Regions from separate parts of the Homo sapiens genome. Here region 1 is linked to region 2. The links are chromatin contacts, found by Hi-C or POLR2A ChIA-PET in ENCODE. All regions are on one chromosome and are shown on one strand. Each heading gives the region's core, a stretch centred on a gene start or an enhancer-like site at or near the end of the contact. The rest is flanking DNA. Distances are from core to core; before and after follow the strand shown.

Region 1 (2,700 bases), core at 140-2,639, 210 kb after region 2:
ATTTGATGCTTCTCCAAACCCTGTCTCCCCACTAACACACCACAGTGGACAAAAGACTTCCAAAGACTTCCTCGGTGGCAGTGGGAGTTAGAAAGAAGGGGGAAATGACTGTCAGGGAGGGCAGCTAAGTAGTGCAGTGTGTGACGGAGAAACATCTGTAGGATAATACAGCGGAAAAAGCATGGAATGTTAGAATCAGGCTGCCTGACCTCAGCCGTCTCCCAGCCATGCGGTCTTCAGCAAGTCCCTTAATTTCCCTTTGTCTTAGTTTTTTCATCTGCAAAATTGGGATAAAATTACCATTAACCTCACACAGGCTTGTTGGAGGATTAAATGGGATAATTGATGCAAAAGCTCACTGTAAACTTCTAAATCCCTATACAAATGTCACTCTTCCAGGGAGCTCTAGAAAACCATGCTGGATTCTGGACTACTACAGTAGGCTGTAGAAATTTTGTGATTGGTTCTGGAATTCTGCGTTGGGTTCCAGAATTCATGGATGGGTCTAGAACACAGACAGACTTTTTCTGTAAAGACTCAGATCATAAATATTTTGGGATTTGAGGGCCATGCTGTGACTACTCAAGTTTTCTGGAGATAAGAAATGAATGGGCATGGCTGGGTTCCAATAAAACTTTATTTACAAAAACAGAAAGTGAACCAGATTTGACCTGTGAGCTGTACTTTGCCAGCCCGGGTCTACAGTGATCTGTGTAGGAAAGCAGTTTTGTGAGAATGCTACTCCTCTCCTCAGAATTTAACTCTCCCTCTTTGACACCCTCCTATCCTCCCATCTCCCACCCACTCACATCCATACCTCTTTCTTTACCCAGCCAACTCAACCTTCCAAAACCAGTTAGAGTCAGCTGCTCCACGAGCAAATTGCAGTCACTTTTGGCCCTTGCCTGCCTCCCTCACAGACTGTGAGATCCTTCCAGCAACCAGCTATGTTACCCAAGGCCCTAGCCCTTAGTCAATGTTTGGTCAATGTTTGTAGAATAGATGGTATGAAAAAACAACAACAAACAAACAAACAAAACAAAAAACAGAAAACAAAAAAACATCCCAGGGAGCCAGGACATTGTCATTCTCAGGAAATCTGTGAGCTGGGATCGTTTCCAAAATCTCAGGTCTGGGCACCAATCCTCTAGTTATAAGCTACTCCGTCAGGGCTTCTAGAACCATCAGTAGGCAGCATCTTTATAGATGCAGGCCAACTTGTGTGTCCACAACCCAAGCCTGGGGCCAACCTGTTGTCTACATAGGCGTGGTGGTGCCCTGTGGCAGCAGGCCAGATGGGCAGGAGCAGGTCAGCGGAAGGCTATAACCTTAGCGAGAAGGTGACAGCCACAGCACCCCTCCCTCTGAGGGAAGGCGCCCCATGTGATCAAGCACATGTGTTCCTGCTCATGACAGCGCAGCAGCCTCCTCATGCCACCCTCGGGGAGCCTCAGCCTCCTCCAGGCTGATGATGTGGAAACTTCCAGAAGTGCAGCAGCCTCTCAGCTTTCCCATTTGCTAGCTTCCCCCATCCTCCTCCTGGGCACAGCAGACAGGCAGAACCAAGTTGTGTAACTCACCTCTGAGTCACACTTCCCCTGTTTCCCCCAGCACGGCATCTGCTTTCTGCCTGACAGAGCCAGGCTTCCTCGGGACAGCCAGACAGGCGGCTATTGTTCAAAAGTCAGGGCCGGTTTGATGGGCTCTCCCGCCCCCAGTAGATGAGCTAGGAAGATGTCACTTTTAATTACAACGGTGAGGGAATAGGTATAGGTGTGTGCGTGTGTGTGTATGGAGCAGGGTTCCACAGGCTTGTGCAATGTGCGTGTGTCTTCACATCGTGACGTGGGTGTGTCGTTAGTGCAGGCTTGTGTATTGCATAGGTGTGTGATGGGTACATGTGTGCTTGCACACGCAGGGCTTTGTGTGTGCACAGGCAGATGCTTTTGGGTACATGGGAGGCTGTTTTTCCTATACGTGCTGTGTGCCTAAGAATGTCTGCTGTGTGGCCATGTGCTTTCATCCGGGTCTGTGCGTGTCTTTAATTTAGGACTCCTTCTCCTGGAGGATTCGATAGCTTCCACCCTCTAGCCTTGGCAAATGAATATTTTATTACTTTTCTTTTGCCATAGCATTAAGCAGTTTTCCTGCGAAGAGCGAGAGCATGACACACTCCAGCAGACAGAGACAAGGCCTCTGATGTCAGAGCCCTGAAAAGCAAATCACCCTACGACGACGTCCCAGGAGGGCTCGCAGATGCTGGGTGTTAGGGCCATTAACAACTGATGAGTCAGCCCTTTACCCGTTCGTCCGACAGCATTCTCTCGAAATATAAAGCCAGCACACCCATTTCACAGGAGGCTGGAGGGAGCTCCCTGCCACTCCTCCCAAAGCCAGCCCAAAGCTGTTTAATTTTTTTTCTCACTTCCTGGTCCTCCTGTTAGGCAAAAGGCTGAATCCTGGGAACAGAAGATCATCGTATAACCCAGAGCCGGCAAGTGAAAGGTCCTGACTTCTCCCCAGGCTCAGGGTGAGGGCCAGGCAGCCAGGCTGAGAAGGAGCCAAGAACACAGGAGGCAGGAGGCCGTGGAGGCACAGTGGGAACACCGATATCAAGACAGTGAACAAAGACAAGCATGTAAAGGATGGATTCGTAAATAGGTCATCTTTATATTTCACTCCCCCTCGGGACAGTCTGCA
Region 2 (2,700 bases), core at 143-2,642:
ACATCTATTCCTGCTTCAGAATTAATCTTCCCCCTCCTGTCTGTTATCTGGGAAGCTGTCCATTAGCCACCCTGAGCTGAATTATAGTCTCCTTTTCTTGCTTCCACAGCAGTGAGATGGTGGTGCTGAGCCCTGAACGCTGTCTGCTTCCTAGAAGTCCCTGGCAGCGTCCCCACCCCCACGGAACCCCCTCACCCATGTTCAGGAAAGCTGCCTTGTGAAGCTGGTCATGTGGGATGTCACCTCAGGAGGGAGGAGTGGCCTGCCCAGCACAGCCCGCAGCAGCTCAGGCAAACACAGTGCACCTCACTTGTCTGCATCACCATGGCCCCTAGGAGTGAGCACGAGCTTCCACAACCTTTGCTGACAAACAGGGGTTCCGCCCAACACAGCCATGATGCCTCAACATCCGGAGAGACCCTGCCTTGTATCAGCACAAGACTCCTGGGTTTAATGATGCTTGACCCTAGCTTCTTTCAAGACTTTGGTCTTCATTTGTGCATCTGCAGGGAGCAGGGAGCATGGAGGGAACAGCAAGGGCTGGGAGTGGGTACCAAGTCAAATTCCAGCACCACAACAGGGAGCCTCGTCTTCAGCCAGTTCATTCAACTCAGGGGGCTTCAGCGTCCTCACTGGTCCAGTACAGGCAACATTCCCCCTGGCCTGCTGTGGGGTAACAGGAAAAAACATGGGGTGCCGCCAATGACATTGGGAGATGTATCTGGGGGTGAGGTTCTGGAGAGCTTCAAGCCCTGGGGGATTTGGGTCTTGAAGGCACACTGTGGACCTGGAGCAGCACTAGCCCTGCATGGCACCAGGACCCTGCCCCTCACCATGAACCAGAACCCTCTCCCTGGGAGATGAGTTCTCACCAGCCAGGGCTGCGGGGTTGGGGGCAGAAAGCAGGAGCAGCCCCTAACAGCTCAGTAGACGACAGCTTCTGGGAGCCTTTTTCACCAGGATCTGAGGCCTGTTTACATGGGTCCCCCCTGTGGTCTCTGCTGCTTAATATGCCTTTTGAAAATGATGCTCAGTGGGATGGTGTGTGCACATTTGTAATTCCAAAGAGCCGGCTGGTTTTTCACAATCTGTGCCTGCTAATTTCTCAGTCACAGGAAGGGAAATAGCAAAAAGTCCCCAATACTCCTTGTTGAGTGGATTCCCTAATAGCATTACGTAGTGCTTCCTATTTACAAAGCACTTTTATTTCTCTCAATGAGAAAGGCAGACCTACTGCTATAAGCCCAGGGGGAACCCGGCATCCACAGAGGAGAAATGACTCGTCCAAGGTGGCACAGTGGCAGTGAGAAAGAAGGGCAGGCACAGCTGCACCCCGTTTCTCCTGCCAGCTAAGTGCATGCCCCTTCATAGCAACCTCTGGCATAGACAGAAGGAGAGATGAAGCAAGAAGTTCCCAGAATGAAGGCTGTTTCCCCTAAGAGGTGGGCGTCCTGCCACAAGAAATGGCTCATCGGGAAACACTGAGTGAAAACCCACATTCAGAGCAAGGCTTCCCAGTAACTGAGATCCAGCCTGAGGTTTCCAGGAGCTGAGCCTCAGATGGAATGAGGGCGGGCTCAGAGCTCAGCCAACCCTTTGAAACTGAGCCTGCGGGTGAAGTCAGGTCAATACATTCACAGGCGTTTCAGGCCCTATCGACGTCTGGGGTGGGAAACCCACCCGAAAGCTGTTGAAATACAGGGGCCAGCACTGGTTCTGCAGAACAGTGGCTCTTTGAGTGGAAGGTGTTCGAGAATTAAGTTTCCCCAGTGTTCCCAGGGCTCAGACTTTAAGCCAAGGGGGGCTGGGGCCCCCAGTGCCTGATGGAGCCGCTGATAGGTCCCTGCTGGCTAAAAGTGATGACATTGGCAAGAAACTGATCTTTCTGGGGAGCAGAAACTCAAGAGCACTCAAGTGAAGAACACAAGGCAAGTTGTGTTACCTGCCACAAAGCCCCAGCTTTCAGGACCAGGGGAGGGGTAGATGGGGACCACTTGGTATTGGGTATCAGGAGACCCAGACCAGACCCTGAAGGAGGAAACGGCTGAAGCGAGACCTCTTATCTTGTCTTGCCTCCTCCTTCGGCATATAATCGGAACGTGCTTAGGCCAGAGGCAAGAAAGCATGTAATCCACTACCTCCCTCTGTGTCATAGACAGGAAAATTGAGATCCTGTGGCATCAGGAGCCTTGTTCTTGGGTAACAGAGTGTCAGACATGGGACTAGGAAGCAGGCCTCCAGATTCCCCGTCCACTGCTGGTCTGGACTTGGAAAACAAACAAAACTCAAAGCCTCCAGCCCTTTGTCACCATGCAGCAGGCCACAGCCACAGCACACCTCCATCTGGCCTCCTCCATATATTTTTCGTGAGCCCACAGAGTGCTGTTCCCTGCTGTAAGCTGATGCTTGCACACAAATGTCTGGCCAAAGCAGTTTTTGTTTAAAAGCTAAGTCAGTTTGTACAAAAGCACACCCTGCCTGGCATGGCTCCCTTAGCACATTCCCACTGCTAGTCAATGCCTGGTTGAATTGTGAAGACCAAGGACATGCAATGTAGGTGTCACCTGTGCACTACTGGAGATAACCCCGGGGCGGGGCAGCTGCTGACCTGGGCTCCAGAATCTCAGGTGCAAAATGCAGCTTAGATCCAACAGGGCTGAGATAGACACAAAGAGATGCAACCCTGAAGCATGGTGGTAT

Evidence for each region. A loop is a pair of places that touch in the nucleus more often than their neighbours do. ChIA-PET counts read pairs that join two places held with the same protein, here RNA polymerase II (POLR2A).
Region 1: a loop to region 2 is called in a map of cardiac septum, with 1.9 times the contacts of the local background. The contact joins two enhancer-like sites. A Hi-C loop is called at or near these places in 1 of 168 maps with a recorded cell type or tissue (cardiac septum). POLR2A ChIA-PET finds 5 or more read pairs at or near these places in 1 of 52 experiments (activated CD4-positive, alpha-beta T cell).

What each region holds. Positions count from the first base shown.
Region 1 is chr10:78,755,427-78,758,126 of GRCh38, forward strand. No RefSeq gene overlaps it. Among named protein-coding and RNA genes, the nearest start is that of ZMIZ1-AS1, 310 kb to the right of the region's middle. RefSeq lists enhancers at 891-1,529, 2,169-2,700. Within about 2 kb of position 1,390, at least 20 of the 41 ENCODE cell types and tissues checked have a DNase peak (open chromatin) inside an H3K27ac peak, as active enhancers do.
Region 2 is chr10:78,542,444-78,545,143 of GRCh38, forward strand. No RefSeq gene overlaps it. Among named protein-coding and RNA genes, the nearest start is that of LINC00595, 280 kb to the left of the region's middle. RefSeq lists an enhancer at 1,119-1,620. Within about 2 kb of position 1,393, at least 15 of the 41 ENCODE cell types and tissues checked have a DNase peak (open chromatin) inside an H3K27ac peak, as active enhancers do.